3 separate regions of the Homo sapiens genome follow, and regions 2 and 3 are each linked to region 1. Evidence: read pairs that join two places in POLR2A ChIA-PET (ENCODE). Cell type or tissue: OCI-LY7. All regions are shown on one strand. Each heading gives the region's core, and the rest is flanking DNA. Links, peaks and the distances in the headings are about the cores only.

Region 1 (4,000 bases), core at 1-4,000:
ACATAAGGCAGGGCGTGGTGGCTCACGCCTGTAATCCCAGGCATGGATTTAGGAGGCCGAGGTGGGCAGATAACCAGAGGTCAGGAGATCGAGACCAGCCTGTCCAACATGGTGAAGACCCGTCTCTACTAAAAATACAAAAAAAGTTAGCTGAGGTGGGGGCGGGTGCCTGTAATCCCAGCTACTTGGGAGGCTGAGTCAGGAAAATCGCTGGAACCCAGGAGGTGGAGGTTTCAGTGAGCCAAGATCGTGCCACTGCACTCCATCCTGGGTAACAGAACAAGCCTCTGTCTCAAAAAAAAAATTAAAATTAAAAAGAAATATAAAATTTAAGATGAATTTTAAATGGTAAGCTTCTAATACATTTAATCATTGTGATATTATATTTTCTTATAGTGGCAGAAATCTGAAGCTATCATGGAACAATTGAAGTCTTTTCAAATAATTGCTCATCTAAAGCGTCTACAGGAAGAAATTAATGAGGTAAAAACTTGGTCCAATAGGATAACTGAAAAACAGGATATACTGAACAACAGTCTGACGACGCTTTCTCAAGACATTACAAAAGTAGACCAAAGTACAACTTCCATGGCAAAAGATGTTGGTCTCAAGATTACAAGTGTAAAAACAGATATACGACGGATTTCAGGTTTAGTAACTGATGTAATATCATTGACAGATTCTGTGCAAGAACTAGAAAATAAAATAGAGAAAGTAGAAAAAAATACAGTAAAAAATATAGGTGATCTTCTTTCAAGCAGTATTGATCGAACAGCAACGCTCCGAAAGACAGCATCTGAAAATTCACAAAGAATTAACTCTGTTAAGAAGACGCTAACCGAACTAAAGAGTGACTTCGACAAACATACAGATAGATTTCTAAGCTTAGAAGGTGACAGAGCCAAAGTTCTGAAGACAGTGACTTTTGCAAATGATCTAAAACCAAAGGTGTATAATCTAAAGAAGGACTTTTCCCGTTTAGAACCATTAGTAAATGATTTAACACTACGCATTGGGAGATTGGTTACCGACTTACTACAAAGAGAGAAAGAAATTGCTTTCTTAAGTGAAAAAATATCTAATTTAACAATAGTCCAAGCTGAGATTAAGGATATTAAAGATGAAATAGCACACATTTCAGATATGAATTAGTTTGACATTATTGAGATTAGACTAAGGTAATTTTTTTAATGGGACCTCTCATGAGAAGACTGGTAAATCAAAAATAATGATATTTTGGAGCAAAAGTCATTTTATATTTAATCCTATTTTGTACAGTAAAAATAAAACTTTAAAACAGGTTGATTTTCCAAAATAAATATGCTAAAACCTATTTTTGCAACTTTACATAGCAAGAACTTTATCCATCCTTCTGACATACATGTTGTTACCCACACACACACACACACACACACACACACACACACATAGGAGAAGCAGAATGTGCTAGTTAGCATGGGGAGATCTCGAAGGGGCAGGATCTGAATCCCCACTTGCCCTCTCTGGCTGCCAGGGAGCCCAGCATGTGTGTTTAGGGACCTAACTGAAGGGACCCCTCAGGGGACAGGGCTGCGGCATTCATTATCCAGTTAGAGGAAGAGAAACTAGAAAGGTCACAGTGAGCTGCAGGGGAAAAAAAATAAAAGCCTATCTGGGTCCTTCATGGCTTTAGGAAACAGGGAAAGGAACAGTAGTGTCTCGGTCTATTTGGGCTGGTGTATAATAGTATAGCAAGAACTTTAGGTAGCCTGTAACTAACAAATTTATTTCTCACTGTTCTAGAGGCTGGAAAGTCTGAGATCAAGGTACTGGCAGATTCAGTGTCTAGTGTGGGCCCACTTCCTGGTTCATAGCACCTTCTAGCTGTGTCCTCACGTGGTGGAAGGAGCAAGCAGCAATCTGGGGCCTCTTTTATAGGGGCACTAATCCTGTCCATGAAGACTCCTACCTTATGACCTAATCACCTCCCAAATGTCTCACATTGGATTTCAACGTATGAATTTTGGGGAGACACATTCAGGCCATAGCAAGTAGGTTACTTAATAAAAGGGGCTGGAAAGTGGCTTCTAGAGCAAGGGTTGTGGGGGAGGGTGTAGATTGAAGGGGGCTTGCCAAGCCTCAGACAGACTCTGCCTCAAAGCAACACAACTCGTCTGATGAGGATGTGACCAGAAGTAGCCAAAGCAACTAGAAGAGGAGGCCCTAAATCTGGGCGCCGTGGCTCACGCCTGTAATCCCGGCATTTTGGGAGGCCGAGGCGGGTGTAACACCTGAGGTCAGGAGTTTGAGACCAGCCTGGCCAACATGGTGAAACCACGTCTCTATTAAAAATACAAAAATTAGCCGGGCAAGGTAGTGGGCACCTGTAATCCCAGCTACTCGGGAAGTTGAGGCAGGAGAATCGCTTGAACCCAGGAGGCAAAGGTTGCAGTGATCAGACATCCCACCATTGCACTCCAGCCTGGGAGACTGGGAGACAAAGCAAGACTACATCTCAGGGGGAAAAAAAAAAAGGGGAGGGGGGAGCTCTAACAGCATTGGCAAAAGTTTTATCAATTCCAATTACATAAAACTTTAGAAAATGCAAAATAATCTAAAGTGACAGAAAGTAGATCAGTGGTTGCCTGTTGCATTAGGATTCTCCAGAGAAACAGAGCCAATAGGATGGATGGATAGACAGATGATTGATAGGTAGGTAGGTAGGTAGGTAGGTGGGTGGTGGATGGATGGGTGGATAGATTAGATAGATAGATAGATAGATAGATAGATAGATAGATTCTAGGAATTGGCTCACATGATTATGGAGGCCAAGAATCACACAATCTTTCATCTGCAAACTGGAAAACTAGGAAAGCCAGTGGTTTAATTCAGAGTGAGTCTGAAGGCCTGACAACCAAAGGAAGTGATGGCCTAAGCCCTCGTGAAAGACCAAAGGCCCAAAACCAGGAACACTGATGTCTGAGGGCAGGAGAAGATAGATGTCCCAGTTCAAAGAGTAGCAGATTCACCCTTCTGCCTTTTTTCTATCCAGGCCCTCAATGGATGGGATGATGCTCACCCACATTAACGAAAGTGATCTTCTTTATGCAGTCTACCAAGTCAAATGCTAAGCTCTTCTGGAAACACTGTCACAGACACACCCAGAAATAATGTTTTACCAGCTATCTGGGCATCCCTTAGCCCAGGCAGCTTGAAACAAAATTATCCATCACAACTGTAGATAGAGATGGAGACAGGTATAGATTACAAAGAGCCACAAGGAAAAGGAGTGAAGGATGTTTATTATCTTCATTGTGATAGATATATGTCAAAACTCATCAAAGGGTACACTTTTTAAATTTTTATTTATTTTTATTTTTGAGACAGGTTCTCACTTTTTCACCCAGGCTGGAGTGCGGTGGTGTGATCATGGCTCACAGCAGCCTTGACCTCCTGGACTCAAATGATCCTTCCACCTCAGCTTCCTGAGTAGCTGGGACTACAGTCTCAAGCCACCATGCCTGGCTAATTTCTTTTTTCTTTTTTTCTTTTTTTTTCTTTTTTTTGGTAGAGATGGAATCTCCCTATGCTGCCCAGGCTGGTCTTGAACTCCTGGGTTCAAGTGATTCTTCTGCTTTGGCCTCCCAGAGTTCTGGCATTACAGTATACACTTGAAATATTTGTGTTTATATGTGTAATCTCTCATCAATATATGTTTTTAAGTACACTATAATAACCTAAAGTAAACCCACACAGCATTAGCCCCAGTTTCAAATGCCTAGCGTGAAGGATATCCAGATCCACAGAGCTGGTCACCTCAAAAATAAGAGTTTATGAATTCTGTGTGTTTGTTGTTGTTGTTGTTGTTGTTGTTGTTGTTGTTTTGAGACAGGGTCTTATTTTGTTGCCCAAGCTGGAGTGCAGTGGCATGATCATGCCTCACTGCAGCCTCTTGTCTCCTGACCTCAAGCAATCCTCCCACTCAGCCTCCTGAGTAGCTAGGACTACATGAATTCACCAC
Region 2 (7,800 bases), core at 1,523-5,522, 67 kb before region 1:
ATTATTTGCAAATATACATATATGTACCTATAGCATAACTAGAGTGTCATGAACACATGACATTTCTTAAGGGCAAGATTTCACATGTTTATATGAATGAAAGCAGGCAGAGAAGTGCTTTAAAGAGGTTAGCATAATAGATTTCTGGTCAGAAGGGTTGAGCCCAAGAGCTGGCTCTACCACTTATGACTTGTGTGTCACAAATCCCTAACTTACCTGCATCTCAGTTCCCTCTTCTGTAAAATGGGGATATCTATACCTCTCCCACACAATTTAAGATATCAAATGAGATAATGAACATGACAAGTGTTCTATGGACTTCAAGGTACCATATAAATAAGTAAAGGCAGATTGCTTAGTTAAAAAAAATAAAGGTTTTATAGTCTGAGAGAAACCCAGCTTTCAACCCTATTACTGTTCCCAGTTTAATGTAAGCTTGAGCAAGAGACTTCATCTCTGAATCTGCGTCCTCTTCTGTAAACGGGATCGACACTTAACCCTGCAAGCTGTAGCAGGAAATTGATAATGTAATATGACAAAGTGTGTAGTATTTATAGCCTCTTATAGTGTTCAGTTTTCAGTAAAAAGTAATCATCAGGCCGGGCGCGGTGGCTCACGCCTGTAATCCCAGCACTTTGGGAGGCCGAGGCGGGCAGATCACGAGGTCAGGAGATCAACACCATCCTGGCTAACATGGTGAAACCCCGTCTCTACTAAAAATACAAAAAATTAGCCAGGCGCGGTGGCGGCCGCCTGTAGTCCCAGCTACTCGGGAGGCTGAGGCAGGAGAATGGCATGAACCCGGGAGTCGGAGCTTGCAGTGAGCCGAGATAGCGCCACTGCAGTTCAACCTGGGCGAAAGAGCGAGACTCCGTCTCAAAAAAAAAAAAAAAAAAACAAAAAAATTAATCATCATTCTAGTTACTATGTAAGACAACTAAGCAGTCTATGCCATATAACAACAAACAAAAGAAATAAATTACCTAATGAACCTTCACTGGGATTTTGACTTTTTAGAGGTACTAATGTCCTTTGGCATTTCCTTTGTATGTTATCAAAGCACTGATTAGAATCCCCAGAGGTCCAGAGAGTTTATCTTATTTTAAAGTTCTTTAATAGGTATTTCTACCTCTGGCTTAGAAAACAGAAACTCATTATTATTTCCTTTTACTCCATGTAGCTCTGACTTTAGAACTGCCCTCAGTGGCCACCTCCAAGTCTGACTCAGAGTCAGAGTAGACACTACAGAGTGAATTAACTGTTGGTTAAGCCACGAGTCCAATCTATCAAGAGGTAGATTTTTCCAAGGTCTCAAATTTAGTCTGGACATTCCATAGCCCTCTTCCAGTAGGTGAAAACTTCAGGAAAACACCCAAGGCAAATTTCTTGCCCACTCCACCTAGCTACATCCAGTACTCCAGATTTAACCCCTTTGAAAAAGGGTTAAAGTAAGGTCTGTCTTCCATATATCAGTGATAACCCCCACAAGCCTTCAGTTTCTCTTGAATTCTATATTAGTATAAATGCTCCTGGTAGAAGCCAAATTTAGGAACAAGAGAATACTTAACAAAAATAAAAATTACTCTCTGGCGGGGCACAGTGGCTCATGCCTATAATCTCAGCACTTTGGGAGTCAAAGGCAGGCGGATCACTTGAGGCCAGAAGTTCAATACCAGCCTGACCAACATGGCAAAACTCTGTCTCTACCAAAACTACAAAAATTAGCTGGGCATGGTGGTGCACACCTGTGATCTCAGCTACTCAAGAGGCTGAGGCATAAGAATCAATTGAATCCTGGAGGCAGAGATTGCAGTGAGCCGAGATTGTACCACTGCACTCCAGTCTGGGTGTCAGAGCAAGACTCTGCCTCAAAATAAATAAGTAAAAATTACTCTGTTTACTTTTCTCTATTTATGTTTTTAGACCAGTAACGTAATTATTAGTTTGTTCATCCACCTGGTTTTCCACTGAATATATAAGCCAGTTCATAAGCAAATTAAAAAAATTGGGGTTGCATTTTAAAATTGTATCTTACAACAGGAATCCCCAAGTTTGTGCAGCAACACTCCTAATCACAATGCACTCAAAGATTTCAACTGATATTTAACCCATGGACTTGTCTATTAATGGAAGACAAACTCACTAATTTGTCATTGCTTTTCCCCACTGCTTGTTTAATCCTGAGGTGATCAACCTAGGCATTTTTGCTGGTGTTTAAAAATAAAGAATTTTCAGGCCACGCACAGTGGCTCATACCTATAATCCTAACACTTTGGAAGGCTGTGGCAGGAGGATCACTTGAGCCCAGGAATTGGAGTTTACAGTGAGCTATGATCATGCCACTGCCCTCCAGCCTGGGTCACAGAGCAAAATCCTGTCTCTTTAAAAAAAAGTAAAGAATTTTCAGATAGTGTTAATTTACAATGAATCAGGTTAGTAGATCAACAGGTGAGAGTCCTTTAACTCTACTTACTCTGGTCTCATGATCATGGAAAAATAAAATGAATTCTGTTGTGATTACAACTCAAGAGGAAAAGATTTTCCTACCTTCACTTTTTTATCCACTGAGCAGGTTGCTATAAATCTGTCATCTGTAGAGAATGCACAACAAAGCACTTCATCCTCATGAGCCTTGATTTCTAGAAGTTTCTCTCCTGTTTCAGCTTTGAACACCTGCACAAGTAACAATAAAATATTTTTTATAATAAACTGCTTAACTACTGGTCATCATTCAATAAAAATCTTTAAGTGAGTTTAATCATTGTCATTTTGCAAAACAGAAAGGAACCTTGGCAAAGCTACTCCCAAAATCAGAATTTCTGTCAGAATGTGTATGCCTTCACATAACTAGAGAACTATTCACTGTTACATGTTTGTAAATATCAATGAAAATGTTACAGGATCTTTGGGGTGTTGATTTTCTGGCCAGAAACTTCTGTGGCCGGTGGCGCCTTTGCCCAAGTTTTGCTTGGGCCCACTGGTCTTGTTTCACCCACTTGGCCTGACAGGCTGCATTCAGCTCACACTACCAGCCTGGGTCCCAAGCCTGCCAAGGGCGAGTCAGGCGTGGAACAGCGAGGCGTGTGTGAGTGAGCGTGGGGTCCAGCCACTGCGCACAGACGTGCTGACTGCTGCAGCGGGGCAGGCAGCTCCAGGTGCCAGCATGGGCTCTGGCTCTCTGTGAGGCTGTGGCTGGACCAGGCACACCACAAGCAGCTTACACGCTGGCACCGGGGAACACGGTGGTGCCCAGAAGCTTGGAGATGCCAGGAACCGCGGGGCCCCAAAGAGGGAGTCACAGCCCTAGCTTGGGGAGCTCCCAAGTCTGGGCTCCCCGAAGGGCCGCAGCTTTTCTTTACTTATCTTCACTTGCAATGCGGCAAGCAAGGGGCATGTCTCAGCCCTGTTTGTGTTACAGCTCTTTTAGCCTCACCATTCAGTGGGATCCCAAGTTCTTGTCCTACAACCAGGAAGAATGTGGTACGCTGACAGGTGGAAGGTGAGCAAGACAAACAGGAGCTTTATTGAGCGATAAAATAGCTCAATAAACCTGCGGGGGGCAGCTCCTTTCCACAGCTCAGGAGAGGGTAGCTCCTCTCTGCTAGGCAAGTCCTCCTGACAAGTGTTCAGCTATCAGCAGAGAGGGTAGCTCCTCTCTGCAGCTGGTCCTCCTGTCATCTGCACAGCTCTCAGCAAAGAGGGGGCACTAGAGTGGGTTGCTCCTCTCTGCAGCTGGTTGTCCCAGTGTCTGCTCAGCACTGGCTAAGCCCGAGGCTTTTATGGGCTTCAGAAGGGAGGAAGTACATGCCAACTGGTCCATGGGCAGACATGGGCAAGCCTGGAAAAGGCACTATAAGTTCCCACTCCAGTCCATTCAGTCCACACCAGCAGCCCAGCCCCCAGTCTTCAGGCCCTTTGTGGCCTGAAGGTGGGGCCTCATTGGTGACCCGCCCCCTTCCACCCAGGAACCTGTCTGCCTCCTGCTGCCATGAATGGCACCCAGGCTGTAGGTGCCAAGGGGAGCCTGCAGGCCAGTATCAAACTGCCCTCAGCACCCCCTTGGCTTCCCTCCTATGCTCATCAGCACCCAAAGTCCGGAGGGGGCCGAGGCGGCAGGGGGCTGGCATGTCAGCACTGCCCCAAGCATGTGCACATCTGGCCGGGCTGCAACAGCACCCAGGCTCAGCCCCAGCTTTGCTCTAAGATCAGAGTGGGTGCCAACAGTAGGGAGAAGTCAGGCAGCGGGAGCAGGCACTTCCAAGCCTACAAGGGCAGGGGGTCCTTCCAGGTCCCCCAAGAGTACAGGGATGCCTGAGTCTGCAGCCACCGCTTGGGCAGCTACAGCTGCACCAGGGGGAAGGGGTCCTGCCTGCTCTGTGGAGCCGGAGGCCCGAGCCTGCAGCTGTGGTTTGGGCGGCTACAGCTACACCCAGGAGGGCAGGGCTCTGGCCTGCTCCATGGAGCGGGTTCCCAGGTCCACAGCTGTGGCTTGGGCGGCTACAGCAGGAACCAGGAGCTCCTGCCCCAATTCAGAAGGGGTAGGGTTCCTGCTTGTCCCCAGCTACCGCCAGCTCCACAGAGCATGCAGCCCCAGCTGCGCCTCCCTGCTGCAGCCAGCATGATGGCAGCAGCCACTCCAGGCAGCCCGCCGCTGCCATCAAAAAGAAGTGTCAGAGCACAGCTTCAGCTCTTGAGACTATTTTGGCAAATTCTTAACAATCAAATAAAACATTTCATTTAATATGCATTCTCTCTGGAACTCAAAAGCCAAGATTAATAAAATTAGTAATAAAGTACACATATAGACATAAGCTATGGAGTCATAATCTTGCAAAGACTAAAAGTATCCTAAATACAAGTTTTAACTAATTTCATCATGTTCTCTGCAAAATCAAAAGGCAGAACACAAACATAAAGAAAAGTACTCATTAATATTTTCTGAAAACAAAGGGAATCTTAAAGGAAATTCTTTAAAACAACTTAGGAAATAGTCTAGTCCAGTTCCTATTTACAAGAAAAAAACCTATGCCTAAGACTTTGATAAAATAGGTATTTTCCTAATCACTGTTTTTTAATCACAGCCCTATTCCCTGTGCTATGAAGCCCTACGTCTTCTAACAATTATTTCCTCACTACCCTTAGCTGACAAATGGATGGCTGGGAACTGACTGGCAGGGTAAAGGGCACTTCCTTACCACCTGTAAGTTTAGAATTAGGAAAACATGTAACTGTATCTTTTAAATCTCTAGAGAAACCTTTAATAAAATGTTCAAGAGAGCTGGATTCCTCTGTTATTTCTAAGTTGCAATTTTCTTGAATTTTAGGATTTAAACATATTCTGATCTGCACAAAACTGGATACATGCCTCTTTGCATTTTTCTCAAGAGATGTGTTTTACCTGTAAGGTTTTATCAGCTCCACAAGAAGCTATTCTCTGACCATCCTCAGAAAAGCAGGCATGGTAAACAGCATCTGTGTGGGGGCGGACAACTAAGCGGGAAAGATTCGTGATGTTTTTTTTGTTTCTAAATACAGGGAAAAAATGAACAGAAATTAAATAAATGAGAGTAAAAGTAACTATTTTCTTTCAGTACTAAAATAAACTGTCTTTTAACATGGTTATGTTCCCCAAAATACAAAATTCTTAAAATCAGATTACTAACATGCAAATGACAGCACAGATCACCAAAAGAAAAAAAATAACAAAAGTAGCATTTGTAAGAGAAATGTTACCCTTTATCAAGCAACCTGTCACGTGTTACAAATGTCACTGAGTTGGAAGAAATCTAATTAATCAAATTAATCAAATCTAGTTAATCAACATGTCACTTTCCATTTTCCTTTGATACATTAATAATGATACATGTGCAGATAAATCATTATATAAGGATACCTTCAAAAATTCTCCATCTCTTTTTTAAAATAAAAATCATAGCAAAATGCTCATTTCCTAACTGAAGGAAACACCCACCATTATTATGATGTACTTTAAAGCTGCTCTTCTCAGCCAGGCGCAGTGGCTCATGCCTGTAATCCTAGCACTTTGGGAGGCCAAGGTGGGTGGATCACCTGAGGTCAGGAGTTCAAGACCAGCCTGGCCAACATGGCGAAACACCGTCTCTACTAAAGATAAAAATTAGCTGGGTGTGGTGGCACGTGCCTGTAATCCCAGCTACTTGGGAGGCTGAGGCAGGAGAATCGCTTGAACCTGGGAGATGGAGGTTGCAGTGAGCCAAGATCGCGCCACTGCACTCCAGCCTGGGCGACAGAGCAAGACTCCATTTCAAAAAAAAAAAAAACTGCTTCTCTCAAACTACAATTATTCAGACATACCAAAAAGATAAAGCAACATCATATTCTTTGTATCTCAATCTAATGAATATCAACTATTCCACCAGTATAGATATTATATTACTGCTCATAGTATCTAAAGTATAAAGGGGCCAGGCATGGTGGTTCACACCTGTAATCCCAGGACTTTGGGAGGACGAGGCGGGCAGATCACTTGAGGTCAGGAGTTCGAGATGAGCTTGGCCAACATGGTGAAACCCCATCTCTACTAAAAATACAAAAATTAGCAGGCATGGTGGCACACACCTGTAATCCTAGCTACTCGGGAGGCTGAGGCATGAGAATCGCTTGAACCCTGGAGGTGGAGGTTGCAGTGAGCCAAGATCATACCACTGCACTCCAGCCTGGGTGACTGAGGGTCTGTTTCTAAATAAATAAATAAATAATAAGGTGTAAAGGAATGTAATGTATACTTAAACCAGAAAAAACTATTAGTGCAGTGACAGAATTTCATATACGTTACATCCCTGTCACTTTGAGTACAAGTAAATATGTCAAATAGTATTGTGCTTATTTTAGAAATCAAGGGTTGGCAGTCAGACAAACCTAACCTCATTTCTAATACTTATTAGGTGTGTAAATGAGCAAATTACTTAACCTAACAAGTTTTTATTTCTTCATATGTCAAATGGAAGTAATGGTATCTATTCTAAACAGCACCCGACACATAAAGGTGCCACTACTATCATTCTTCAAAAAACTTAACCACACACAAGACAGATCAAGTGATAAAAGTGAACACAAAGGTAAATCATATTTAGATCCTGCCTACAAAGTATTACACTTTAGTAGAAGTGATAAAACAAACAAGTACAGTTGTTCCTCAGTATTGATGAGGGATTGGTTCTAGGACCCACTACAGATACCAAAATCCATGGATGCTCAAGTCTCTTACATAAAATGGTATAGGATTTGCATGTAACCCACCACATCCTCCTGTATACCCTAAATCATCTATAGATTACTCAAAATACCTAGTACAATGTAAATGCTATGTAAACAGTTGTAATACCATCGTGTTTAGGAAATAATAACAAGAAAAGAGTCTGTACATGTTCAATACAAACATAACCATCTACTTCTTTTCTAATATTTTCAATCCAGGTTGGTTGAATCTATGGATATAGAACCACGGATATGGAGGGTCGACTGTATAATATAAGAACTAGAGTGATGACAACTAGAAGAACAGATAAGTTCTAGCAAAGTTAAGAGGATTAGATTTTAAAATGTTCTTTATGTCTGCTTGATCTATCTACTCAATTCCTCAAAGCTCAGAAAGTGACTTTCATAATAAAGGATATATAGTAGATGGCCCAAAAGTACTAGACAAATAACAAATGAATGAGTGAATAAATAATTTCATTGAAAACAGAAACTCAATTAAATTTAAGCTTATACCAACCTAAACCTTTCTATAGTAAACACCAAAAAAGTTTCTAGTACTTA
Region 3 (4,622 bases), core at 1-4,000, 100 kb after region 1:
CACTTGAAGTCATGAGTTCGAGCTCAGCCTGGCCAAGAAATTAAAAAATTAGCTGGGCCTTGTGGTGGGCGCCTGTAATCTCAGCTACTAGGGAGGCTGAGGTAGGAGAATCGCTTGAACCCGGGAGGCAGAGGTTGCAGTGAGCCGAGATCGTGCCACTGCACTCCAGCCTGGGCGACCGATCAAGACTCCATCTTAAAAAAAAATAATAAGAGGGGCCAGGAGCGGTGGCTCACACCGGTAATCCCAGCACTTGGGGAGGCCAAGGCGGGCAGATCACATCAGGAGTTCGAGACCAGCCTGACCAACATGGTGGAAGCCCCTCTCTACTGAAAATACAAAAGTTAGCCGTGCCTGGTGGCATGCGCCTGTAATCCCAGCTACTTGGGAGGCTGAGGTGGGAGAATCCCTTGAACCCGGGAGGCGGAGGTTGCAGTGAGCTGAGATGGCACCATTGCACTCCAGCCTGGGCAACAGAACGAGACTCGGTCTCTCAAAAAAAAAAAAAGTTTAGCTCCCTTAAGCCATTTCTGATAATTTATTCTAAAGATAAAATCAAATGTGGAATTCATTTATAAAGGTATTTATTGCTTCATTTATAATGGTGAAAAAAATAAAAAATCTCTATCTCCAATAGTAAGGAATTGGTTGTTTATGATATATCCATATGACAAAATAATGCACAGTAGTAAAAAATCATGTTTTGACATTTAAGAATATGAGGCTGGCTTGGTGGCTGTCACCTATAATCCCAGTACTTTGGAAGGCTGAGGTGGGAGGATCCCTTGAGCTCAGGAGTTTGAGACCAGCCTGGGCAACATAGGGAGACCCCAGTCTCTACTAAAAATAACCAAAAATTAGGTGGGGCCGGGCACGGTGGCTCACGTCTGTAATCCCAGCACTTTGGGAGGCCGAGGCGGGCGGATCACCCAAGGTCAGGGGTTCAAGACCAGCCTGGCCAACGTGGCGAAACCCTGTCTCTACTAAAAATACAGTAATTATCCAGGTGTGGTGGTGGGCACCTGTAATCCCCAGCTACTTGGGAGGCTGAGGCAGAAGAATCACCTGAACCTGGGAGGCGGAGGTTGCAGTGAGCCAAGATCTCGCCATTGCACTCCAGCCTGGGCAAGAGCGGAACTCAGTCTCAAAAAAAAAGAAAAAAAAAAAATTAGCTGGCATGCTGGTGTGCTCCTGTACTCCCAGCTATTGGGGAGGCAAAAAAAAAAAAAAAAAAAAGAAAAGAAAAGAAAAAAAATAATATACATCAAAGTGGAGTACTTTCTCTTGGATAGTGAGGCACAGGTGATTCTTATTTTCTTTTTATTTATATGTCTGTATTTCCCTAGATTTCCACAATGAACACATATGATTTTAAAACCATATTTTTCTTTTTAAGTGAGAGTGCTAAGTTGGAGAACCATTTGGCTTATCAGAATTCAGGTCTGCATTTCAATTCTGCGTGTCCAAAAGCTCAATTTTATTAGTTCGTCCAGAATACATCGCTCTGTAAACCAAGAGAATCGGAGACAGGTCTCAATCAATTTAGAAAGTTTATTTTGCCAAGGTTAAGGACACACCCATGACACAGCCTCAGGAGGTCCTGACGACATGTGCCCAAGGTTGTGTGGCACAGCTTGGTTTTATACATTTTAGGGAGACATGAGACATCAATCAATATGTTTAAGATGTACAATGGTCCCATCCAGAAAGGCGGGACAGCTATTAATACAAGTGGGGGTTGGGGGGCTCCGGGGTGTTCCAGGTCATAGGTAGATAAAAGACCAATGGTTGCATTCTTTTGAGTTGCTGATTAGCCTTTCACTGAATACACTATTTACAGGAATAGTCACTTATGTTAGTCTGGCTTAGGGAAACAAAAGGGCAATCAGATATGCATTTATCTCATATGAGCAGAGGGATGACTTTTTAAATCTCTATCTGTCCTTTGTCCACAAGGAATTTCTTTGTGGTCAAATTGTGAGGGAGGTATATATAGCTTTTTTATCTTAGTAGCTATCTTTTTTTTTAGGAGTAGAATGGGAGGCAGGTTTGCCCTAAGCAGTTCCCAGCTTGACTTTCCCTTTGGCTTAGTCATTTTTGGGGTCCTGATGTTAGAGGGGTTTGAATCACAGCACCTCCATGTTGAAAAAAGGGTGGGTAAGGCCGTGCACGGTGGCCCATGCCTGTAATCCCAGCACTTTGGGAGGCCAAGGTGGGTGGATCACCTGAGGTCGGGAGTTTGAGACCAGCCTGATCAACATGGAGAAACCCTGTCTCTACTAAAAATACAAAATTAGCTGGGCGTGGTGGCACATGCCTGTAATCCCAGCTACTCAGGAGGCTGAGGCAGAAGAATCGCTTGAACCCGGGAGGCGGAGGTTGTAGTGAGCCAAGATCGCGCCATTGCAGTCCAGCCTGGACAACGAGCAAAACTCCGTCTCAAAAAAAAAAAAAAAAAAAAAAGAAAAGACCTACTGGGCTGCATTCCCAGACAGTTAAGGCATTTTAAGTCACAAGACGAGATAGGAGGTCGGCAGAAGATACAGGTCATAGGCCGGGCACGGTGGCTCACGCCTGTAATCCCAGCACTTTGGGAGGCCAAGGCAGGTGGATCACGAGGTCAGGAGTTCGAGACCAGCCTGACCAACATGGTGAAACCCTGTCTCTACTAAAAATACAAAAATTAGCTGGGCGTGGTGGCGCGTGCCTGTAGTCCCAGCTACTCAGGAGGCTGAGGCAGAAGAATTGCTTGAACCTGGGAGGTGGAGGTTGCAGTGAGCTGAGATTGCACCACTGCACTCCAGCCTGGGCGAGAGTGAGACTCTGTCTCAAAAAAAAAAAAAAAAAAAAAAAAAAAGACACAGGTCATAAAGACCTTGCTGGTGAAACAGGTTGCAGTAGCCTGCCAAAACCCACCAAAACCAAGATGGCGATGAGAGTGACCTCTGGTTGTCCTCACTGCTACACTCCCACCAGCACCATGACAGTTTACAAATGCCATGGCAATGTCAGGAGGTTACCCTATATGGTCTAAAAAGGGGAGGCATGAATAATCCACCCCTTGTTTAGCATATAATGAAGAAATAACCACAAAAATGGGCAATCAGCAGCCCTCTGGGCTGCTCTGCCTATGGAGTAGCCATTCTTTATTCCTTTACCTAATAAACTTGCTTTCATTTTATGGACTCGCCTTGAATTCTTTCTTGTGTGAGGTTCAAGAACCCTCTCTTGTGGTCTGGATTGGGACCCCAGTAACACCGAGATTTTTCTTTCACAGGACTTAAGTAACTAAAATACTCTCAGAAAAGAAAGCAAGGCTATTAAACAGGTGAAATAAATGCTCAGAGCATTCTATAGTAGTGGATAAGTCCTCTTGCAAGAATACATGAATAGACATTTCTTAGTGAAATAGAACAAATCCACAGAGCTGTCTTTTCTAGACAGGTCCATGTTTCAGTTCAAATCCTGACACTTCATAGCTCTTGATAGCTCTTTGTTTCCACCTTTCCTATAAAACTCTTTCCGTATATCATCCCTATATCATGAGTATAGAAGATTAAGTTAAAAAGTGTTGGATTTGCAGTCATTTCAAAGTTATAGAAAGTCATCAGATGGAGCATTCTAAAAAACTACAGATGTCCAGCCTTGGGAAAGAATCTGGGACCTGGGAAGTGACAGTTTTAGAGCCATAACAGTATTAATAATGACATGTATAACAGCTTCAAAAACATTTTGATGTATTTTATCTTATTTGATCCTTTTAACCTGTGGGGTAAGTAGGACGTCTAGTCTTGCCTTGCTTTATAGGCCGGAGGTCCTCAAACTTTAGCTTGCATCAAAACGGCTGGAAGGTTTGTTGCTGTGCCCCACACCCAATTTTCTGAGACTGTAGGTCTGAGGTGAGGCCTGAAAATTTGCATTTCTAACTTATTCCCAGGATGGTGGTCCAGGAACAGTTCTTGGCCATTTTTTAGTCTTTGTGAAGCTGGCTGGATTGTCTTAGTCATGAATTATAGTTCTGCATTGCCCTCAGAATAAAATCTAAATTAGTTGGAATGGCACACTGATCCTGTATGCTGACGCCTATTTACCTCTCCAGCCATTCTGCAGAACTAGTAGTTCTTGACGGAAGCTGTATTCGTTTGCCAGGGCTACCATAATAAAAGTAAACAGATATTTATTTTCTCAGAGATCTTGAGGCTAGAAGTCTAAGATCAAGAGGCCAGCAGGGTTGGCTTCTTCCTAGACCTTGGCTTGTAGATGGCTACTCTCTTGCTGTATCCTCACATGGCCTTTCCCCTGTGTGCACACATCCTTGGTGTCTGTGTGTCCAAATTTCCTCTTATAAATATGACACCAGTCAGACTGGATTAGGGCCCACCCTAATGGCCTCATTTTTACTTAATAATGTCTTTTTTTTTTTTTTTTTAAAAGAGAGTCTTGCTCTGTCACCTAGGCTAGAGTGCAGTGGTGCGATCTCGGCTCACTGCAACCTCTGCCTCCCGGGTTCAAGCAATTCTCCTGCCTCAGCCTCCCGAGTAGCTGGAATTATAGGCACCCGCCACCGCGCCCAGCTAATTTTTCTATTTCCAGTAGAGACAGGGTTTCACCATGTTGGCAAG

What was found. ChIA-PET counts read pairs that join two places held together with the same protein. Peaks named below come from ENCODE experiments on the same cell type or tissue, not always from the same donor. Only the 100,000 strongest peaks of a DNase experiment are listed, where the experiment ranks them.
Region 2: POLR2A ChIA-PET joins it to region 1 with 5 read pairs; 2 of 35 experiments call an interaction of 5 or more read pairs at or near these places.
Region 3: POLR2A ChIA-PET joins it to region 1 with 5 read pairs; 4 of 35 experiments call an interaction of 5 or more read pairs at or near these places.

The regions. Positions count from the first base shown.
Region 1 is chr12:98,610,737-98,614,736 of GRCh38, reverse strand. It overlaps a transcript of IKBIP not described here. Among named protein-coding and RNA genes, the nearest start is that of SNORA53, 13 kb to the right of the region's middle. RefSeq lists an enhancer at 1,739-1,928 and a silencer at 3,880-4,000. In OCI-LY7, for the core only: a CTCF peak has its summit at 1,892; DNase peaks (open chromatin) are centred at 1,566 and 1,856; H3K4me3 peaks cover 696 bases; H3K27ac peaks cover 1,177 bases.
Region 2 is chr12:98,675,150-98,682,949 of GRCh38, reverse strand. APAF1 (apoptotic peptidase activating factor 1) reads right to left here. Exons shown (of 27, transcript NM_181861.2): 13 at 5,399-5,525; 14 at 2,548-2,673. Among named protein-coding and RNA genes, the nearest start is that of APAF1, 34 kb to the right of the region's middle. RefSeq lists an enhancer at 4,152-4,723. In OCI-LY7, for the core only: no CTCF peak of the experiment used is centred there; no DNase peak of the experiment used is centred there.
Region 3 is chr12:98,506,480-98,511,101 of GRCh38, reverse strand. No RefSeq gene overlaps it. Among named protein-coding and RNA genes, the nearest start is that of TRW-CCA4-1, 4.5 kb to the right of the region's middle. RefSeq lists an enhancer at 2,190-2,733. In OCI-LY7, for the core only: no CTCF peak of the experiment used is centred there; no DNase peak of the experiment used is centred there.